2 separate regions of the Homo sapiens genome follow, and region 2 is linked to region 1. Evidence: chromatin contacts called from ENCODE Hi-C or POLR2A ChIA-PET data. All regions are on one chromosome and are shown on one strand. The core of a region is the stretch at or near the end of the contact, and the rest is flanking DNA. Distances in the headings are between cores, read along the strand shown.

Evidence for each region. Hi-C counts contacts between places; a loop is a spot of excess contacts on that map. ChIA-PET counts read pairs that join two places held with the same protein, here RNA polymerase II (POLR2A). Pooled maps may share reads with other maps.
Region 2: a loop to region 1 is called in a pooled map, with 2.1 times the contacts of the local background. The contact joins two enhancer-like sites. A Hi-C loop is called at or near these places in 3 of 168 maps with a recorded cell type or tissue (CD4-positive, alpha-beta T cell, K562 and dorsolateral prefrontal cortex), 1 of 37 single-sample maps with no recorded cell type and 8 of 50 pooled maps. POLR2A ChIA-PET finds 5 or more read pairs at or near these places in 5 of 52 experiments (BJ, HEK293, K562 and 2 more).

What each region holds. Positions count from the first base shown.
Region 1 is chr1:30,796,720-30,800,355 of GRCh38, forward strand. No RefSeq gene overlaps it. Among named protein-coding and RNA genes, the nearest start is that of LINC01778, 26 kb to the right of the region's middle. Within about 2 kb of position 2,117, at least 16 of the 41 ENCODE cell types and tissues checked have a DNase peak (open chromatin) inside an H3K27ac peak, as active enhancers do.
Region 2 is chr1:31,169,408-31,173,412 of GRCh38, forward strand. No RefSeq gene overlaps it. Among named protein-coding and RNA genes, the nearest start is that of NKAIN1, 68 kb to the right of the region's middle. RefSeq lists an enhancer at 1,500-1,749. Within about 2 kb of position 1,449, at least 26 of the 41 ENCODE cell types and tissues checked have a DNase peak (open chromatin) inside an H3K27ac peak, as active enhancers do.

The DNA of each region.
Region 1 (3,636 bases), core at 867-3,366:
ACACTTTACTGTATGAAAATTAGACTTCAATAAAAAATAAAAAATAAAAAAGGCCGGGCGCGGTGGCTCATGCCTGTAATCCCAGCACTTTGGGAGGCCGAGGCGGGCAGATCACGAGGTCAGGAGATCGAGACCATCTTAGCTAACACGGTGAAACCCCGGCTCTATTAAAAATACAAAAAAAATTAGCCGGGCGTGGTGGCGAGCGCCTGTAGTCCCAGCTGCTAGGAAGGCTGAGGCAGGAGAATGGCATGAACCCAGGAGGCGGAGCTTGCAGTGAGCCAAGATCGCACCACTGCACTCCAGCCTGGGTGACAGAGCGAGACTCCGTCTCAAAAAATAAAAAATAAATAAGAAAAAGAAACAAACCTCAATCTTTACCCAAATGTCCAGGCACACATGTGAGCACATAGGTGAACATACGTGCACACTCATGCACTCTCTAGCTGCACCTGCTCCAACAACAGTACCCCTAGACAGCCCCCCGCCACAGTGGACAGCAAAGCCCACCATGCGGATACAGGCACTTTCCAAACTCACCCTCACACACTGTGACCTTTGCAGAGCCAGGTACCCACTTGAGCACAGGCACACGTGGTCTTGGAGACACCTGGGGGATTTTCAGCCCTAGTTTGTAGCAGGGGTTCCTGGAGAAATATGCAACATTGGGCCAGGCACAGTGGCTCACGCCTGTAATCCCAGCACTCTGGGAGGCCGAGGCGGGCGGATCATGAGGCCAGGAGATCGAGACCATCCTGGCTAACATGGTGAAACCCGTCTCTACTAAAAATACAAAAAATTAGTTGGGCTTGGTGGCAGGCACCTGTAGTCCCAGCTACTCAGGAGGCTGAGGCAGGAGAATGGCATGAACCCAGGAGGCGGAGCTTGCAGTGAGCCGAGATTACGCCACTGCACTCCAGCCTGGGCGATAGAACGCGATTCAAAAAAAAAAAAGAAAGAAAGAAATATGCAACCTCGACAGCAACTTGGCTGACACAGGGACCGGCCCCTCCCCGCCAGGATTTCCAAAAGGAGAAGACATTTCCTCCAGCCTGTGGCTGGGCTGCTGGAGGAGGCCATGGCCTTGATGCCGCTTCAGCAGGTTTCTCATCAGGCCAGCAGGTGTCCCATGCAGCCTGCAGCACCTGGGGATCTGGGGAGAGGAGAACCCAGAGTCCTGGGAGGATCAGGAGGTCCCCTGCCTTGGTCATCCCCCCTTCTGGGCCAAGACTATGCTAGATCAACCTTGGGGTCAGCCAGTGAGTGCATGAGTCCCCAGGAGGCCAGGACTGGGGAGCCCTGGAGGCAGGAGGTCAAGTTCATTGTGGCAGTATGGGAAAGTGGTTACATGGGTGAGCTTTGGAGCAGGAGAGCCCTGCTCAGCAAGGCTGCCCCAGCAATGCCATTTATTAGCTGTGTGACCCTGGACGCATTACTTAACCTCTCTGGGCCTCAGTTTGCCCACCTATCAAATAGAGATGATAACATTACCTGGTAGGAAAATATTACATGGTGGGTAAGGAGGTGGGGAGAGAGTTAAATGGCATCAGACTCATGCCCCTGGGCATAGTAAGTACTTAACAGTGTGAGTCATTTTTATCAAAGGCCCAAGGACAGGAAGAGGCCTCTAGATATTGAGTATCTTGTGGATTGCAAAGTGACAGCCACGAGCTCAAATGCAACCCACAAATGGGCTTTGTTTGGCCTACACAGTGTCTTTCTTTCTTTCTTTCTTTTTAAATTGTTGCCAACATTTAAAAATCAGATTTCACATTTAAAAATCCAAATTTTCTGCTTCTCTTGAAAAGTTCAAAGATTTGGCAATACTGGGCCTGCATTCCCGCCTGGCCATCATCAGCCAGAGCTGAGTGGCCACTGCCCAGCTCAGTCCAGCCCTCCCGGTTCCACCCGCCTCCTCCCAGTTCCTGCCTGGCCCCAGGCGCTGGAGTTTGCAAACCCCTCACAACCCACCAGCACCTGGTCCCATGCCTTCATGATGCACATGGACAAATGGGGCTCTAGAGGAGATCCTAGGGGCACAGCCTCCCCCGGGGTCACAGCAAGTCAGTGCAGAGATGGCAATCAGACTTGGGTCACCTGATTTCCAGTCCTTCCTGAGCACTGGTTAAATGCCAAGGAGGAAACTGGCCGGGCCCTCAAAAGTGCCTGCGTCTACAGCACTTGCTGGGGAGTCAGGGTCATTGCTGGGCATGGGACTTCCTTCTCTGAGTCTCAGTGTCTTCATCTGTAATACAGGATAATCATAATCCTCCCTCATAAGGCAGTTGTGAGGATGAAATAAGTTAAAAGAAGTAGAGATCTCAGAGCAGTGCCCGGCACACAGTCATTGCTTGATAATACCAACATCATTCTTGTTCTCAGTAACTCCTGGCGCACACATTGTGTGCTCATGACCTTTTTGGTTCCTAACAACCAGCTGTGATGTCACTCTCCTTAGCCCCATCTAACAGATGAAGAAACCAAAGCCCAGTAAGACCCACATAGCCAATGAGGGATGGAGCCAGGATTGGGGATTTCAAGCCAGGGTCATCTGGCTCCAAATTATCATGCACTAGAAGCCTCTGCACAGTCCACACATAAATCACATAAATATTGAGGGCCTACTATGTGCTGGACACTATTACAGGCACCAGAGACATGGCTGGGAACACAAGAGACAAGGTCCCCAGCCTGAAGAGGCTCACAGCCTGAGAGATGGGGGTGGGGCAACAAACAGTCAACAAATCACTCAGGCTCTGGTGGTGTCAGGTGCTAGGATGTATTGGAAAGTGCCTCAATCTTCCCCCAGATGTCCAGGCACACATGTGAGCACATAGGTGAACATACTTGCACTCTCCAGCAGCACCTACTCCAACAACAGTGCCCCAGACAACAGGGGTCAGGCATGGTGGCTCATGCCTGTAATCCCAGCATTTTGGGAGGCCCAGGTGGGAGGATCCCTTGAACCCAGGAGTTCAAAGTTACAGTGAGCTATGATTGTACCACTGTACTCAGCCTGGGCAACAGAACAAGACCCTATCTCAAAAAAGAAAAAGGGAGGAAGAAGGAAGGAAGGAAGGGAGGGAGGGAAGGAAGGAGGGAAGAAAGAAAGAGAGAGGGAGGGAGGGAAAGACGAAAAAAAGAAAGAAAGGAAAGAAAGAAAGAGAGAAAGGAAAGGAAAGGAAAGAAAGAAAGAAAGAAAGAAAGAAAGAAAGAAAGAAAGAAAGAAAGAAAGAAAAGAAATGAAAAGAAAAGAGAGAGAAAAAGAAAGAAGGAGGGAGAGGGAGAGAGGGAGGGAAAGAAAGAGAAAAAAAGAGAGAGAAAGAAAGAAAGAAAGAAAGAAAGAAAAGAAATGAAAAGAAAAGAGAAAGAGAGAAAGAAAGGGAGGGAGAGGGAGAGAGGGAGGGAAAGAAAGAGAAAGAAAGAAAGAAATAAAAGGGAAAGAGGGAAGGAGGAAGGAAGAAAGAAAGAAAGAGAAGGAAGGAAGGCAGGCTGGCTGTCGAGAGGCACAGTAGGTGCCTTGCTATAGTAGTCAGAGAGACTGCCCCAGGGAGGTGACATTAGACAGGGACCTGAGAGCTGAGAAGGAACAGGCAATGCAACAACTGAACCCAGCAGCAGGAAGAGCCGCGGTGC
Region 2 (4,005 bases), core at 199-2,698, 370 kb after region 1:
TGAATGCGGATGCTGCCACTTACTAGCTGTGTAGACTTGGGTAAGTGACTTTATCTATGCCAGCTTTCGTTTCTCCATCTATAAGCTGGTGGTAATAGAACTTACTTTCTTAGGATTGTTAGGAAGACTAACAAGAGCATTTATGTTGATTCTGTCCAGTAGGTAAGCTGTAAGAAAGAAATCTAGGGCCTTGTCTGTCCTGTTCACTGCTGTAGCCCAGTATCTAGGACAGTTCCTGGAACATAGTAGGTATTCATTAAGCATTTCTTTTTCTTTTTCTTTTTCTTTTTCTTTCTTTTCTTTTTTTTTTTTTTTTTTTTTTTTTTGAGACAGAGTCTCACTCTCTTGCCCAGGCTGGAGTGCAGTGGCACGATCTTGGCTCACTGCAACCTCTGCCTGCCAGGTTCAAGTGATTCTCCTGCCTCAGCCTCCTGAATAGCTGGACCACAGGCATGTGCAACCACAGCTGGTTAATTTTTAAATTTTTTGTAGACACAGTATCTTGCTATGTTGTCTAGACTGGCCTTGAACTTCTGGGCTCAAGCAATCCTCCCATTTTGGCCTCCAGAGTGCTGGGATTACAGGTGTGAGCCACTTCCCCAGGCCCCTTGTTTATTTATGGTGTGCATCCTCCCAGGAGACATCCTCACCAAGAGCAGGGATTACTGTCTGTTTAGTTCACTGCTTATTCACAATTTCTGGCACATAGCAGGTGCTTAATAAACATTTGAAGGATGAATTCAGATGCGTGGGCTCCAGGTTCCAATGAATTATAACCTGTTACGCAGGTAGAGCCCAGGAATCTGTATTTTATTTAAAAAATTTATACGTATATATGTTTATAAACTTTATTTTAGGAGACAGGATCTCACTATGTTGCCCAGGCTAGACTCAAACTCCTGGTCTCAAGGGATCCTCTTGTCTCAGCCTCCCAAGTAGCTAGGACTACAGGTGCACCCCACTGAGCCTAGTGGAATCTATATTTTATTTTATTATTATAAATTATTTTTGAGACAGAGTCTTGCTCTGTTGCCCAGGCTGGAGGGCAGTGGTGCGATCTCAGCTCACTGCAACCTCCGCCTCCTGGGTCCAAGCAATTATCATGCTTCAGCCTCCCCCATAGCTGGGATTACATGTGTGGGCCACCACGCTTGGCTAATGTTTGTATTTTTAGTAGAGACGGGGTTTTGCCACATTGGCCAGGCTGGTCTTGAACTCCTGGCCTTTAGTGATCCGCCGACCTCAGCCTCCCAAAGTGTTGGTATTACAGGCATGAGACACTGTGCCTAGCTGTATCTGTATTTTAGAAAGGCATCCCAAGTATAGTGAAGGTTGAGAAGCTCTATCCCAGAATGTCAGCAGTAAAGCAGCCAATGAGTATCATGCAAGCAAAGTCCAGCCCTCTCATTTCACAGATGACATCACCAAGAGCAGAGTGAGAGTAGTTCCCCAAGGTCACAGGTTGTTGACAGAGAAAGAACTAGTGCCAACAGTAGTGTCGGATACCCAACACAAGGCTCCCTGGAGCTCCAGCTGGCCTGGGCCTGCTCAGTCTCATTCCAGGGCTGACTGAGGGGAACTGCTGAGTCACTGGAACTGAGGCCCAAGGCAGGGTGTGGCCTCCATCGCCTGGTTAGGGGTGGGGCAGAGTGGGACTGCCCCCACCTCCTCTGGGTGACTGAGGCTGAGGCCGGAAGAGGGACAGGCAGAGAGCTCAGACTGCCTCCCCATTCGTGGGACCCCCTCCCTTCACGTGAAACCACCTTTGCAAAGATTGTAACTGAGGAAATTATGACAGTGAAAGGGATCTGACCTAACCGACACCATCTTGCTTTTAACCTCTAAGCTGCCCTTGTTCATTCTTGGGTGTAGGCCAAAGTAACCTTGGGAAGGAATTCAGTTTATACTTTAACTTTGAAACAAAAATTATAATAGCCCTTTCCCGAAATAAACCCCCTTCTTTTTTTTTTCTGAGACTGAGTCTTGCTCTGCTGCCCAGGCTGGAGTGCACTGGTGCGATCTCAGCTCACTGCAAGCTCTGCCTCCCGGGTTCACGCCATTCTCCTGCCTCAGCCTCCCCAGTAGCTGGGACTACAGGTGCCTGCCACCACGTCCGGCTAAATTTTGTATTTTTTTAGTAGAGATGGGGTTTCACCGTGTTAGCCAGGATGGTCTCGATCTCCTGACCTCGTGATCCACCCACCTTGGCCTCCCAAAGTGCTGGGATTACAGGCGTGAGCCACTGCACCCGGCTGAAATAAACCCCCTTCTTGCCTGGGGACCGGTCTGCCTTCATAGGACTAAGAAATTATTGGCCGGGCACGGTGGCTCACGCCTGTAATCCCAGCACTTTGGGAGGCCGAGGCAGGCAGATCACGAGGTCAGGAGATCAAGACCATCCTGGCTAACACGGTGAAACCCCATCTCTACTAAAAATACAAAAAATTAGCTGGGCACGGTGGCAGGCGCCTGTAGTCCCAGCTACTCGGGAGGCTGAGGCAGGAGAATGGCGTGAACCCGGAAGTTGGAGCTTGCAGTAAGCTGAGATCACGCCACTGCACTCCAGCCTGGGTGACAGAGCAAGACTCCGTCTCAGAAAAAAAGAAAAAAAGAAATTACATGATTAGAAATTATGGTTTATTGGGAGGCCAAGGCGGGCAGATCACCTAAGGTCAGGAGTTCAAGACCAGCCTGGCCAACATGGTGAAACCCCATCTCTACTAAAAATACAAAAATTAGCTGGGTGTATGATGGTGGGCGCCTGTAATCCTAGCTACTCAGGAGGCTGAGGCAGGAGAATCGCTTGAACCTGGGAGGCGGAAGTTGCAGTGAGCCGAGATCCTGTTACTGCACTCCAGCCTGGGTGACAGAGCAAAACTCAGTCTCAAAAAAAAAAAAAAATTACGGTTTAAGAACCATGCAGGCTCTGGCTGCAAGAGCCTGAACCTCCTCAAATTGCTCCTGGGAATAACATCACTGTTGTCAAACCTAAGATCAGTGCTTGAGATATTTTGCAGACCTTGCTGTTCCCAGCTGACGCCATCCAGACCCATAATCTGGCTCAACCAGTTCTTTGATCTCACCCTGAAACAGTAGACAGCATGAAAAACTCACTTCATAGGGGCCGGGTGCGGTGGCTTACGACTATAATCCCAGCACTTTGGGAGGCCGAGGCAGGCGGATCATAACGTGAAACCCCATCTCTACAAAAATTACAAAAAAATTAGGTGGGCACATGACTGTAATCCCAGATACTAGGGAGGCTGAGGCAGGAGAATTTTGCTTGACCCCGGAAGGCGGAGGTTGCAGTGAGCCGAGATCGTGCCACTGCACTCCTGCCTGGGCAACAGAGTGAGACTCTGTCTCAAAAAAAAGAAAGAAAAACTCACCTCAACCTCATGGTTCCTGTTGGTTTTATCTCCAACCTGACCAATTAGCAGTCCCCACTTCCTGAGCCCCTACCCACTAAATTATCCTTAAAAACTCCCATCTCTGAATTTTCAGAGAGACTTATTTGAGTAACAAAACTCCGTTCTCCTGTACAGCCAGCTCTGCATGAATTACTCTTTCTCTATTGCAATTTTCCTGTCTTGATAAATCGGCACTGTCTAGGCAGTGGGTAAGAAGAATTCACTGGGCGGTTACACCAGGACCCCAGTCTTTGACCAAACTAATCTAGTGGTGAAGTTAAACCAATGCTCAATTTCAGGAATTGGGTTATAGCCTTTGAAATGGCTAATCCATTTTTAAAAATTTTCAGATTGTCAGTAATAAATAAAATTAAGCTTAAATGTAATTCAGCTTTGAGAAAATATTCTTATTTTATTTTTATATTGTGAGACAGAGTCTTGCTCTGTTGCCCCGGCTGGAGTGCACTGGCGTGATCTCGGCTCACTGCAACCTCCACCTCCCGGATTCTAGTGAGTCTCCTGCCTTAGCCTCCCAAGGAGCTGGGACAACAGATGCGTGCCACCACACCTGGCTAATTTTTGTATTTTCAGTAGA